Linked DNA regions of Homo sapiens: region 1 is linked to region 2. Evidence: chromatin contacts called from ENCODE Hi-C data. All regions are on one chromosome and are shown on one strand. The core of a region is the stretch at or near the end of the contact, and the rest is flanking DNA. Distances in the headings are between cores, read along the strand shown. Region 1 overlaps LOC124903780 (a long non-coding RNA gene). Region 2 holds the start of CDH11 (cadherin 11).

Region 1 (7,224 bases), core at 4,707-7,206, 130 kb after region 2:
ACAATAAATAAATGAGATGGTTATAGTTGGTAAAATGTTCTCTCTCAAATAACATATGGGAAAGGGAACACAAATGGGACGAAATAAGGTAAAGAAAATCTTTCATTGAGTTTTTCTTCATTGAGTAAAGGCAAAGATCTATCATCCTTGACACTTTCCCAACATGTTTCCGTGTTTGCTTGAACAAACGTAACCTAACTCTAACCCTAACCCTAACCCAACCTAACCCTAACTCTAACTATGTGTGAAATTAATGAATTAAGTGCTTGTGATACTAGCAAGTTACTGGGTTGAGGTAGCCATTGGAGAATGAAATGAAATCAGGAGGATTTGAAAATTGTACCTCAATGGAAGAGCTTTGTTCTTCGAAATTCTTGATGTTGGCTTTCTGGAAGATGCTGCCTTTGCACACATTGCTCTGGGTTTAGAGGATTCAGAATATAAGGCTAAAAGGGGACTTGCAGGACATGTTTTCCAGCAAGTTTTATCCATCCACTGTGAGTTCATCACACACACTTTACTATAGACAACACCTAACTTAGCAAATTGAAGAGTATTCAGGGTGACCCTTAGGTACTCAGAAACTTAAATAGTATCACTGGAATTTCTTTTTAGGGTGACCAACCATCCCTATTTGCTGGGACTGAGGGGTTTGCCAGGACATAGGATTTTCAGTGCTGGAACTGGGACTGTTGGTTGGTCTTCCAACCTGTCAAATCCATCATCTGGTGCTTCACACTTTACATATGTAGCATGTTCCTATCCATCCACACCTCCCCATCGGCCCCATCACCATCTTAGTCCTTCGCCACAATGCTAGTTTTGGAAAGCATGTCTGATTATGTCTATTCTCTGATTCAAATCCTTGAAAAACTTACTACTTGTAGAAAAGAGACACATCAATTACATGGCACTGTGTGGCCATTCCCCTGCCTGCCCTAGGTCTCCTCTCTCACCATCCTTCTCTTAGTCATTCCCCACACCCCCTTGGCTTCCTTTTGTCCTTCGTATTTACCCTGTGATCATTCATTTTATGTGTCAACTTGGCTAAGCCATGGTACTTAGATAATTGGTTAAATACCAATCTTGATGTTGCTGCAAAAGTATTTTTAGATGAGATTAACATTTAAATAAATTGACCTTTGAATAAAGCAGATTACCCTAATGTGGTTGGATCTTATCCAAACAGTTGAAGGCTTTTATAAATAAGAGACCTGAGTCCTCTAAAGAAGAGGGAATTCTGCCTCCAGACTGCCTTTGGACTCAAACTACAACATCAACTCTTTCCCGTGTCTCCAGCCTGCCAGGCTACCTTGCAGATTTTTGGACTTGACATCTCATACAATTGTATGAGCCAATTCCTTAAAGTAAAAATCTATCTCACACATCATATTGGTTCTGCTTCTTTGAGGAATTCTAATTAATACTTGCCCATATCCCAGAAAGTGGTTTTCCTATTATGGTAGTTATTCCTGACCTCCCTGACCAACTAAAATCTTCATGCTATACTCTGTCAAAATACCTTTATAACCCAGGCATAGAAATAGTACATACATTTATACAATTGTTGACAGGTGTCTGTTTCTCTGCTAGAAGAAGATGTTTTTGATTTACTATAGTAGGTGCTTATTAAATATTTACCAAATGAATAAATGCACTCTGAATGAGCTACAATGTGTATCTTGGGTCAATAGACACTGAAAAACACTGATTTATTCCACCCCCTTTATTTTATGGATGGGAAACTGAGGCCCATAAACTCAAGCATGTGCTGGGACCACATCAATTGGTTTTGCAATTATATCCAATTATTACTTTTGTGTTTAGAATTATTTTTGAAGAATACACAGTACCTTAAATAATCAGTAGTTGTCAATCTTAACTGCCAAACAATGTGAAAAATATAATTATCCAAACTCATGCAGAACCACTGTCATATCTTCATTCTCTCTGCCAGCGGAAAAATATTAGAGTGTGATCTACAAAGGGAAAGAGAAAAGGAGACTGATTTGTAACTTTTTCCTAACCTAAATCCTTAGAATACATATGAGTTTAAAAATCTGTGCGACTGTCCCTTTGCTTGCGTTTGAGAAATGAGTCCAGAAGTCCATTGACCACTTACCCATGATATATACTATTCATGTAGGCATTAAAACAATAATTACAGGGTATCTACTATATGGCAGGCACTTTACTAGGTACCACGAGGGAAAGGGCAGAAATGAATTAGGTGAGTACCGCCTTCAAATTGCTTATAATCTCTTAAAAATGATAATATGTTCCCAAGGCAACATAGAGTAGCACATTACAATTAAGCTTCCAACTTTTGTATAGAAGAGAAAATTCACTTCCTGCAGGATGTTTTGAAAAGGCATGATGCAGGATGAGGTTTTGGAATGAGGCTTTGAAGGATGAGAGGGATTTTGAAATGTAGACCTACAGAAAAGATCATTTAAGGTTGAAATACCAAGCAAAACAGCAAACACAAAAGCCTGAAGGCTAGAAAAAAACACTAGATCTGATTCGATTTTGTTTTGTCGCCTAGAGTATAGGTGAATTTTTATCTTTACTAATTTGTTCATATTTTCCATTCATCATTTACCTATTCATTCATTCAAAAAAATGTCTATTGAGTGCTCCCTCTGTGACAGTCCCCAATTTAGGTCCTAGTTACAGACAGAGGAAATCACAATTATTTTGGTCCCACTTTTGGGAGGTTTTCAGTCTAGTGCATGAGATGGACTTCAGTCAGAAACTTACTCTCTCGGTTATATGATTGCAGGCTGAGGAAAGGGCTGTGAAGTAAGGAAGCAAGTATCATGAGGACAGATAACAGAGGGTCCTGACTTGGTGGCCTCCATAGGGAAAGAGACCTTGAGATGAGAGCTAGGAGAATGAGAACTTAATTGAATGTGGAAGGGTGGGTTGACGTGGGGACTGAAGATCCAAGCAGAAGGAATGGGCTATGCAAAGGCCCTGTGGAGAGAGGAGCAGATAAACAGCCATTGCCTACCTTATTTATCTTAGGAATTTAATTTTTCTTTAGTCCTGTCTGTAGCTTTAGGGCTGCCAAAACTGGGAGTTTTTCCTCATAGCAGTAGGTTCCAACTGGCTGCAAAATAAAATTACAATAAGGGGTGTGTGTGTCCTCCTTCAAGCTACCAACCTGTGACCCTTCTCTCAAAATTCTGTTTTAAATGTTCTGAAGTGTGGCCTGAGCATTGGTATTTTTTAAAGCTCCCCACGGTTTTCTAATATGTATGTGGATTTGAAATCACTATCAATCACCAAGCTACTAAGTGATCAGTTCACCCAAATCATGAATCAACTGCTAATCGGTTGAAAGTGGTTAACCCAGTTCTTGAATACAGTTTAGCGACTCAGAGGTGGGGAGAGAGAACTTGAAAATGCAGAGGCTGCCAACATCTCAGACTTGTTAAAACTTACCCGTTGCATCCAGTTTCGTACTTCTTGGCTATGTGCTCACCAAATGGACTTGACTATATTCTAAATTAAATCTCTAGAAGCTGGCCATCAATAAATAAGCATGATGCTTGACCTCTCTGGCTTTCCTAGGAAGAGAGAGTTACTTTCTTTTGTTTCCTGCAGGGCTTTGGGGTATCTGTCTTGGCACTTCTGCCTTTTAATTGCTCTGTTTCTTCCCCCATCCCACAAGGGACTCTTGACCCTTTAGTAATTAGAACCCTTCTTGGTCTTCCTTGTATACATTTCTAGAGCCCAGCACTAATGTCTGCATTTAGTAGGTGCTCATAAACTGTTGGAGAGGCATGCATTTCACAGAAGTCTGGTACATGCTATTTCGAACACCTGTACATCAGGGACACAATGCGTATTCCAAGTGAGCCATGGCTCACTGGGAGGTGCAGAGTTAGACAAAGACAGATCTGGGTGTATACTCTGACTCTACCCCTTACAAGCTGGGAGACTTTATGGTTACTTATCTACTTGGAACCTCAGTCTCCTCATCTGTTAAACAGATTTTAGGAGTAACTGGGAGATTTAAAAAGGCAAAGTATGTAAAACACTCTGTACTGGACTGGAAGTTAGTAGGTCTATAGCAAAATGGGTAGGTTGAATAGATAATAAAAAGAGGTGACCATTCCTAAATTCAGGAGGTGTCACATTGGTCTAAGTTGAGAATTTTCCAGATTCTAGCCTTACTCTCCCTCCAAGAAAATTTAGTCTCCAGCTGCATGTTCAGGAACACTCCTCCATACATTCTGTACTTCTGTTTATTCATCTATCTCCCCTCCTACCCAAGTCTTAACACAGGGACAGGCCTATTATAAATACTCAGTAACCATTTGGTGAACTAATATGTTTGCTTCATCTGTAAAGTGGTGGCAATACTACCTGCCTGATTGATGGAAAAGAGCTGTGTCCAGTGCCCACTTGAAAGCCTTCCAGCCCTGGGAGGATAGTGAGTGGGGGGTCACCCAACCTCCCTGAATGACAGTTTCCCATATGTGCAATGTGGACCATCTCTGTGGACTCTCCCTCCAGCTGCTGCACTATAGTTATTCAAGAGCTGTTCTTTCTATACCTGGTACTCTGGATCAGGCCCATGAAAAGGGGATGAAAGATAAATTATTTCTGGCTCCATCTACTGGGCCAGGGCTTCTTTTATGAAATTAATTTGAGCTCATCAGTCTGTTTATTTGTTCATTCATATACTCATTCACCCAGTATTTATTGAGAATCTGCAATGTAATGTTTATTCCACTACATCTTGTAAATACAAAGAGGAATACTGCATTGTCTCAGCTTTCAAAATGACAGAAATATATTGAGGAAGACAAAAACATGAACCCACAATTTTAATGAAAGAGCAGCTCCTGCTCTTGTTACAGCTGCACTGTGAATGTCTCCAGTGGGGCGGGCCATGTCCGTGGACTGGTTTTATCTGCTCCATTTCTGTGTTGTTTCAGTTGGTCAGAGGGTGCTGTCATCACAGGTAGAAAAGGGTAGAAATGCTACCAATCATCAGCAAACCTCCTCCTTCTAGTAAGGCTCCATCAACAGACATTAGCCTGCTTTAAGCTGAGCTCTACTATAGTACTGGGAGTGTCCCATCAGAGATTCTCCCAAGGTATAGTGACTGCCCTTGAGGGAGGAACCAAAGCCACTCTCATCTGAACAAGTGGAGTGTTATGGATTATAGACTAATGAGACCTTTCCAGGTAAAGTGCCACATTGAATAAATCTCGAAGAACTTTTTTTTTTTTTTTTGAGACGGCGTCTCACTCTGTTTCCCAGGCTGGAATGCGGTGGCGTGATCTCAGCTCACTGTAACCTTTGTCTCCCGGGTTCAAGTGATCCTCCTGCCTCAGCCTCCTGTGTAGCTGGGATTACAGGCATGTGCTACCATGTCTGGCTAATTTTTATACTTTTAGTAGACATGGAATTTCACCATGTTGGCCAGGCTGGTCTTGAATTCCTGGCCTCAAGTGATCTGCCCACCTCGGCCTACCAAAGTGCTGGGATAACAGGTGTGAGCCCCCACACCCAGCCAAATCTTGGAGAATGAAAAGATATTCTCAAGTTAAAAAAAAAAAAAAAGAATGGGAAGGAAAGTGGCATAAGGAAGTATCTTCAGTAGCACAGAGCATTCTGGGACAGATTAATACAGTTCTGTGTGCTAGCACATAGGATGAAGGTGTTGGAGGAACAGGAGTTAAAGTAAGAGAGTTAAGCAGGCACCAAATCCAAAAGGGATCCTGGCTCCTCCTGACCCTGAGTAGCTGGCTTGACAAAGACCAAGCCTCAGTCAGGAATCAGCAGCACTTTGGAAAGGAAGGAAAACAAAATTTGCATCCTGGGATCCATGCCCTCTCTCCCACGCTGGGCGAGTCCCAGGGCTGACTCTGGTCTATCTCCACAGCCTGATGTGGGCGTCGCCTTCACTGTTACAGATTTTCCCAGCTCCTTATCACAGATCCTGTTCTTGTTATAGCAACGCTGTGAATGTCTCCATTGGGGCAGGCCAGGCCCTTGGACTGGTTTTCTCTGCTCCACTTCTCAGTGTTGTTTCAGTTGGCCGGAGGGTGCTCTCATGACAGGCAGAAGAGGGCGGAAATGCTACTGATCGTCAGCAAACCACCTCCTCCCCCAGTAAGGCTTCATGAACAGACATTAGCCTGCTTTCAGCTGAGCTCTAAGAGTGGTGTTTTATTTTTCATGATCCTAGATGTGGAGAATGAATTGACAGGTAGCCAACCAGAGCAAACTACAAAGCCTTGAGATATAATGCCTCGTTACGGGCTTGTAGAGTCCCACAGACCTGGGTTCATATCCTGCCTCTGCTATTTCTTAGCTCTGTGTCTTTACAAATTAATGACATTCTTTGGTCCATAATTTCCTTATGTGTAAAATGAGGACTATTAACACCTGCCTTCTCAGCTTAGTTTGGAGATTCAAAGAGGCAAGCACTTAAAGCACCCTGGGAGCTGTCTGGCACATGGCAAGCACATAATACATGTTAATAATAATGATAATGATAATAGTAATCCAAAATAAAATGTAATCAATTTGACATACCACAAGTTCAATAGAAGCAAATACCTGATTTTTGTTTTGGCTGCCAAAAAATTACAGTGGGAGTTTGGACAAGGTATTAGACTTCCTCTTGCCTCTGTTTCCCTTCATAATACATGACAGGAGTAGATTTGATGAATTATCTATGAGCATTTTTAGTTCTGATAACCTGTGGTCCCTGGAACACAACTGAAGGCTGCATATACACCACTCTTCATCTAGATGACTGTCCTGTGAGGTTCCACATAAAAATACAGTTTCATTGTCTCTTATTAAGTATCCAGAGGGTTTGGATTAAATAAAAAATGACCCTTCTAAATTTTTTTTGAAAGCTTTCACACTAACAACTCTTCCCTCAGTTCGGCAGCATGCATATATGTGGGCGACCCCATCAGAGAATCCATTACATAGCACCATCAAGGATCTGAATAACCCCCTTAAAAGAAGGGGAGTTCTTGTTTCCTGTTTTCTCAGCCCCTGTCACATAGCATAACCCATGCTGAGTTATGTGCACATATTTACTATGCACATATTTATTAGCCAAATCAATAAAATAATGACTGAATGAGTCAATGGATGAATGAACACACCCATCTAATTGCTCCTAAGGTTTGCAATAGGCTCAGAGAGGATGTAAGTAAAAAATTTCCAGACACCTTAACACCTCAG
Region 2 (7,524 bases), core at 3,856-6,355:
CAATAAGAATCCCTGAACTCTGCAACCGTCTCATGACTAATTAAACCAAATAACAATGAAATTTTGCCTCCAGTTCAAACAATGTGCATTATTCACAAGAGCTTAGAATTTAAAATTGCCCCTTTTAAAGTTAAATAAACTGTCCAATGGTAAGTGAACGTCAGTTTACAAAACACTTTGTCTTACTTTCCACTGAGTTACTTAATACTCCCTCCCATAATCCATTTGCATTGATTCCTTCTTCATCAACTGTCTACGCATTCCAACACAGCTCAGAGCTGCAAAGAACTTCATTGCTGAATCACCAGGGAGGCAACTGTACTCACTTAAGACAAAAAACACAAATAAGTAGCCACTTAAAACAGTACTTATTTCTTTAATGGAGTTTTCCTCTTAATTATAATATAGCATTAGTTTCTTTTTGCATTCTCCTCCTGAACTTTCATGACACTATCAAACAGGAGCAAATATAAATTTGTGTAGCCTGGAATATGCAATTTAATCATAAGCCATAATTTCCATATCGCTGAGAAGAAAAAAAATCAAATGATTATACTCCAGTGCACGAGGAACAATCTTGAATTAAATTTTACTCTCTGCTAAAGTTAGGTTTTTCACAACAATATCAAGAATGGTTTAAAAGAAACAGTAAAACATTTACTGCTATATTAAAATTCCATGCCCCAAAGTGTTTACCGAAGATCAAACTGCTATTCCTTTTTGCAAATTAGAAGTGTCTTGCAGACATCTTCAAAACCTCATGAAAGAACGGGCAATGGTGTCACGGTAGTCTCACTGATATTTTTCTTCTTTATCCATTCCCTTCCACTTGGAGTCAGAAATGATGCTCTTTTTGCCAGAAAAAAATCCAGAAAATCCTCCCAGATCACTGTCTCAGTGAGAGCTGACCTTGTTTATCCTGCAGCCCAGCCCCCACCCCGGCTGCTGCTCAATGTCAAGTTACAGGATTTCCCAACTTTCTAGTAAACTCCAAGGTGGGAAGAAGATGCTGAAGGTAACAGGATCCACCCACTAGAGAGATGCTAATCCTGACCAACTGCTCGAGCAGTAGCTTGAACCACAGCTAGATTGAATTCGGTCTCTCCTGAGAGGGCCAGACAAGGCTTGTAAGTAACAAAACCGCTTTTCATGATGCCCTCAAAAGCAGATGGGCTCCATGCAGACAGTTGGAGAAGGGTGCCATTGCCCTCTAGTGGCCAGAAGTGCAATCTTCCGCGAAGGAGTCCATTTCCAGAGTTGTACAAGGCTCTCAATGTCAGGGTAAAATTATAGCAGAAAGATGTCTAATTATGCTCCTCGAGTGTTTTCTTTAGTCCTTCCTGCTCATAGGGGAGGCTGCGGATGGCTATCACAGGAATCCTGATGGAACAGCTCATTTTTAACTCCTACCAGTGCACCAGGATGTGTCCAATTTTCTCCAACTTTATTTTTCTTTTTCTTTAGCAGACCTGTTGATGTTTTTCCCCCTAATCAATTAAATCACAAATTTATATAGACCAACTACTTTTATATATTTCAGAGGCAATAACTTTAAATTAAAAAGGCTGAAAACTCACAATTCTTGGTAAGTGCAGAATAGGGATTCTTGACAAATTAGGTAACTTTTTATGAAACAGCAGCCAATTCCATAAGGGAGAAAATCATCCCAAACACATTTCAATCCCTTAAATCATTGGCTAGTGAATTTATACAGTGCTCAAATTTTCTAGGAAAAAAAAACTTGAAAGTTCATAGTCATTCTTCAAATTTGACAATTCAAGAAAAAAAGTTTGATACCTACTTTCAAACTCTATATATTCCACTGTTTTATTATTATTGAATGAGTAAGTATGCCTGTCATCAAAGTGAAAACATCAATATTGAAAGTAAATTCCAATGAAATTGTTATGTTTCTCCAACATCTACCTACATACATGTATTGAGAATGAAGGAAGACTAAAATCAGATTTGAAGATCTTGTTTAGATGGTTCTGAAAACAGATTTGAATATAAGAGATCAAAGTTTACCAACTTCATAAGTTACCACTTCATAAGTCACAGGCATTCACAGGCAAGGTTCCAGGACATGCTATGCTCCTGGGAGCGCAGTACTGGCATTGTAAATCAGACCACGAGGTCAATGTCATGGCGTTTCCCATATGAGGGTCCCCAAACCAGAATCTTTACAAAGCAGCCATGTAATTCTATTCAAAGGAGAAGAAAAACCATGAATTATGAAGACAAGTGCATTAAAAGAGCATGAAATTGATCCGTATTCCCCCAAATCATGGCGTGGCTCTCCAAGTCTGTCCCCTGCCCCCTCCTCCCACAAATAAACAATCAAACATGCACATCCACAGCCACCACTCTACAGAGGGAACATGAGTTCTAAGACATAAAAAAAATTGCGCCATAACTATTTTTTTTAAATTTTCAAATTAACAAAAGATTGCATCTTAATTGAAAATAGAATTTAGGTTTCTAGTAATTTTACTGTCTGGTGTTCTGATAAGAATGCTGAACGTAATGAAAGTTCTGAAGTGCTATCAAGATGGTCCACTGCTTCAGTTAGAACTATTTTAAAAGCTTATTTTCCTAGGCAGCAATAAGCAGCCATTTGAATAAATCTACATGTCTGGGGCTCGCCAGATTATCCAGTCTCAATCCTTCCAAGGCCTGCCTTCATTCCCCCTTTCCCAGGGGTGAGGAGGGTGGTTTATTCTTTCAAACAATGTCATAAAATGCCCAGTTTATGCAGACTCTGAAGTAACAACTAAAATGATAGTAATAATTTTTATTAATAATAGTGCATGCCTGCAAGACATTTTAATGTCTTAATTTACAATGTTTCAAAAGTAAGATGTAAAGATAATCCTTACTCAAGCAAAGTTTCCTGGCCTTTCAGATGCCTTTCCCTGGTCTCTACTGAAAAGCACTCACATTCCTTTTGTACTAGGCTGGATTTCAGTTTTTCACAGAGGTTCGAATTCCAGAGCCCACTGGCCAACTCTAAAACTTGGAATCAGAGATTACATTTAAGGAACTTCAGTAGCTGGAGCCTCAGAGTGCTTCTCGTATTGGCCACAACTCTGTCCCTTTGTTTTGTAACTTTTTTTCCTTTGTCCTATTGGAAGAAGACCAGGCTCCCTGCAGCTAGGGTTGGGCAGTTAATATTTCTGTTCTGGTGTCTGCACCTACGTATTTGTAGGAAAAACAATTCCAGGATTAACGAAAAGAAGGTCAGTCCCTTCTCTTCTCTGCCAACATATTAGGCTCTAGCGCTCAGAGCCCAGCCTGGCAAATGTGCTCATGCGATGCTACAGGATCCTCGCTCCTGAGAACACATCTGCATCCCCATCCCCAGGAAATCCAGACACCCCGCAAAACCATCGACGTCTGCTGCAAGCCCAAGTGATGAGGAAATTGATCCGTCCTCTAGCCAGATTAATTATGGTAGCCTCCCTGTGATTAAAACGAAAACTTACTGCCTCATATTAAACCGATAGCCATGATTAGAAGAAGAAAATAAGAAAAGATTTCAGAGCGATCGTAGCACGATTTCTTTAGGGGGAGACGAAGGGGGAAGACTTTAGTGAAATCTATACCCTCATACAGCCGGGTTTCAAGAACAACCCCCCACTCCCATCCCTTAGGGATAACCCGTCGTCAGGCAGGGATGGTATTAAATAATTAAAAGATGCGATTTCTTAATAGCAGTGTGATGGCCCATGAAATTCCTACTGCATTATCAGCAAAAGCAACAGGGCTTCTTCTAGCACCTAGAAAACCTTTCACCCGGGAGAGGCAGGCGCGGCGAGCCCCGGGCGAAAGCAGGGCCTCGGCAAAAAAACGGACAAGGAAGCCGGACCCGCAAGCCTCCCCCGACCCCACTTTCTCTGGGGACTCCGCTTCACAGCGTGAGGCGGGCCCTCCTACAGTTCCTCTGGGTTGGGGAGGGGGGAGAAGGGAGCTCTCCTCGCCGTCCTCCCCATCTGGCCAGCTTCTCAGTGCTTCCCACCTCCCGGCTCGCGTTCCGGGGCAGAGCGCAGGGAGGGAGGCCGTGCGTGCCGGGAGCTAGAGAGGCTTGGCGCGCTCCGAGAAGCGGCGCAGGTTTCGGGAAGGTGTGGTTCTCAAAGTTAACGTTGACCCTGGCAGCTTTCGCCAATCCCAAGCCAGAGGCGAGCCCGAGTCTGGGCCGCTCATGGACCTACTCCTGCGCTGGTGGGAGCTTACAAACGGGCGCCAGAGCTCCCGCAGAGACTCGGGCTGGAGGGCTGTAGCGCACCGCAGCCTGCTGCCCCAGAACCACAGTCGGCGGCCCCAAACCCACGCTATTAAAGTGCGGGCAATCTCCTTCCGGAGCTGGGGTCTTTCCGTTTTCCCGGGCTTACCCGGCAGTCTCGACTGCAGGGACTAAGCCCCGGGGAGCTTTCGGCAGGGATCCGGGAGGATGGAGTAAGAACCCCGCAGAGCGCGGTCATGTCGCCGCTTTGGGGAAGCGGCGCAGGGCTGGCGGGCACCGCGCCGTGGGCGACTTTCCCCAGAGATATGACCGGGGACAGTCGGCGTGTCCGGAGGTCTGCTCTGCAGTCTCTTGCCCCAGCCAGGTACAAACCCCCTCTGCTGTGGCCTCGGCGCAGACCCCACAGGAGGCCGGAGCCAGGGAGAGTCGTGGAGCGCACATCTGAAGCCTCCGTCCCCTGCTTTGCCCGCGCCCACAGCTGGCTCCCTTCTCCCTTTCTGATTTTTAAACAAATCTCTCCCTCCCTTTTGCTTTGCGTTAGTGAAGCCTTCTCGACTCAGATACCACCGTCCCCCTCACCACCCCGCCCCGCCAAGACATTCTCTTCCTGAGAAAATCCTGCCCCCCATTCCAAGAAGCCCCAACCAGGCGAGAGGAAGGGACTGGCGGCGCACCTCACCTGGGGCCCTTGAGGGTGGACGCAACCTCCGAGCCGCCAGTCCCTGGCGCAGGGCAAGCGCTGCGGTGTCAGTCCCGGCCCCAGTCCCGGTCCCATTCACAAGTCAGCGGCGGCTGCGAGCGGCCCCCGCGGCATCTGCTCCTCGGCCCGCGACGCTCCCCTCAGCTGGCGGCGGCCGCGGAATGAGCCGCCGAGCGCGCTAGTGGCAGGAATGAGAAACCGGGGGGAGGTGGCGGGCGGGCAGGCGGGTGCGGGGCGGGGGGGGCGGGAGGAGGGAGGCTGCCGCTGTGAGGGAAGGAAAGGGCGGGGGCTGAGAGAAGCCGAGGCTGCGAGAGGCAGCGAGATGGGCCTCGCAGAGGCTGCGGGGGCCGACCCCGTCCGCGCCCCTCCCCCCAGGGGCCCAGAGATGCTAACCCCTGGATTCGTGGCCGCCCCTCCCGCCCCGTGGCGCGGCGCTCCGACTCCCTCAGGGCTCAGATGGAGTCTGGAGCGACTGAAGTTGGGCTCCAGGGACGCACAGCCAATCAGGGAGGGCGGCGGAGGGAAGCTGGAGAGGGGTTGGGAGCCCCCATTTTCCTCCTTCCCCCAAATCCGCTCCAGCTGGCCAGGCTGGGCTCTCGCCTGGCGGGCCGGGATGGTGGTTGGGGGAAGGTATCGTCCAAGTGAGGGAAGCAATTGGGAATTCGGGAGCGCGTTCTATTCTTTCTCACTCCACCACCCCACCTTCCAAAAATCCCTCAACGTTGGCGGCTCCTGCCCAGCCCCCACCCCTCTCAATCTCCCATCCCTTGCAAACTCTTCTGGTGGCTCTGGTGGTGAAGTCGGGCGGGGAGGGAGACTTAGGACTTGGGAAGAGCCCAGTCTCCGTTCTCTCTCAGCTCTCCTCTCGTCTAGTGCCCCCCACGCAACGCCTCGGAGAGGGGTGCGCGGGGAGCGCTTCGCCGGGGTCGGCCTCGCTCCAGCTTTTGGGAGGGTGCCTTGGCCCCTACCCCAGCCAGGTATCAGTGGCCCCCGCCGGTAGTGTCACTTGTTGCCACTCCCTCGCTACAGACCCGCCAGGGCCCGGTGGAGTGTGCGTTTCTACGGGAGAAAGGGCCTAATGGGGCGCAGCGCCGGAGTCCTAGCTCCTTCCTCCGCTGTTCCCCTCACTGACGACTCGCTACCGTGAGGGTTCCCCGGGCCTGCTTCCTGCCCTCCCTCCCCGAGTCGCCGGGAGAAAGGGCTGGCAGGGCCGGGGCTTAGGAATCACGCCAAGGACTGGGCGGGGCGCTCGCGGTACCGGGAACGGCGTGGGGATCCGCACACCCAGCAGGGAACAACCATGCCTGTGTGGGGACCCCTGGCTTGAACAAGTTTGCAGGGTGGGAGGTGGAGGCAAGAGAGGAGGCGGAGGAAGGTGGAGACGCCAGTGGGTGAAGGCTAAAAAGGAACCGCCTAGGGGGACGGGGATGAGGCTGGGAAAGGAGAAGAGATGGACCCGCGAAAAAGACGGGGAAGGAGGCTGCGGAGGGAAAGCTGGGCGCCACAGCCAAGCAGTTTGAAAGGGCTAGAGGGGAGGAGACGGGCCCAGGAGTTAACGGAAAAAGAGGCCGAAAACGGAAGAGAAAGCTTGGGATCCTGAGCGCATGGGGAAGGAACCCCAGTGCGGGGCTAAGGCAAGAGCGGCCGAGCCCTGCCCTCCAGCTCCTGGTCACCAGCCCGCGGGTCCCGAGCGCCCGCAGCCGCCCGGGTTTCCACACGGCTTGGGGAGACGCCCGCGGGGGCGGGTGCCGGCGAGGCTGCCCCGGGACCTACCCTCTTCGGCCTGCGCGCCCGCGTTTTTCTTGACGACTCCAGGATCCGGGTGGCGCTGCGTGCCTGCCCCCAGTCCGCGTCCTGCGCGGAGAGGATGCCTCTGTCACCCTCTGTGTGGACGTGGCCTTTGAACTCCTCATTCCTCCACTGCGGGGGAAGAGCTGTAAGTTTCCAGCTGCCCGGTTATCTTACTCCTCAGCCTTCCCCCCACCATAGGTGTCCAAGGTGATAGCCCCCTGGGTCTCCAGTAACCCCCCAACCTCGCACCACACTCTGCGCAAGGGACGCGCGAGGACATTGACTCCCGGTGCTTTCCTGTAGAGCGCCAGAGAGCAGATCGTGGTGCCTGCCACTCCTGCCTCCCCCTGTGGGTCCCTGGCCCTGAACCTTTTCAGAGCTCTACCCTGCTTCCTCTGTCTGCCTTTTTGGCCTCTGCTGTAACCCCTAAAACTTTGGGTACTTCCCAAGCCACCGCCGAAAGTCCCCACTCTAATGAGGCATGGTGATGGTAATAGGATGATCTGGTGGCGTCATTTCAGCTTATAAATGAAGTTACTTACACAGGAGAGGATGGACAAGGGGTCCGGCTTTCCCTCAGAGGTACTCGAGTTTTGCTCTTGTTTGGCTACAAACTATTGCCTGGATTTTCTCAACCCTTCCACGTGGTCCTAGAGGGAGTGTGAAGTCACGATCAATCTGATCATACATATATTATACAAAGATGCCCGGGATCTGTAATGATTAGGACATCTCTTGATCCATGAAGCAAGTTTCATAAACTCCCTTTTGGAAGCGTGTCCAAAGATGA

Evidence for each region. A loop is a pair of places that touch in the nucleus more often than their neighbours do. Pooled maps may share reads with other maps.
Region 1: a map of cardiac septum shows a loop between it and region 2 (2.4-fold over the local background). The contact joins the enhancer-like site here to the promoter of CDH11 in region 2. A Hi-C loop is called at or near these places in 1 of 168 maps with a recorded cell type or tissue (cardiac septum) and 6 of 50 pooled maps.

The regions. Positions count from the first base shown.
Region 1 is chr16:65,243,995-65,251,218 of GRCh38, forward strand. The region is part of intron 1 of LOC124903780 (a long non-coding RNA gene); the gene reads left to right. Among named protein-coding and RNA genes, the nearest start is that of LINC02126, 71 kb to the left of the region's middle. Within about 2 kb of position 5,957, at least 10 of the 41 ENCODE cell types and tissues checked have a DNase peak (open chromatin) inside an H3K27ac peak, as active enhancers do.
Region 2 is chr16:65,116,958-65,124,481 of GRCh38, forward strand. It overlaps CDH11 (cadherin 11), which reads right to left and starts at 5,106. Exons shown (of 13, transcript NM_001797.4): 1 at 4,923-5,106.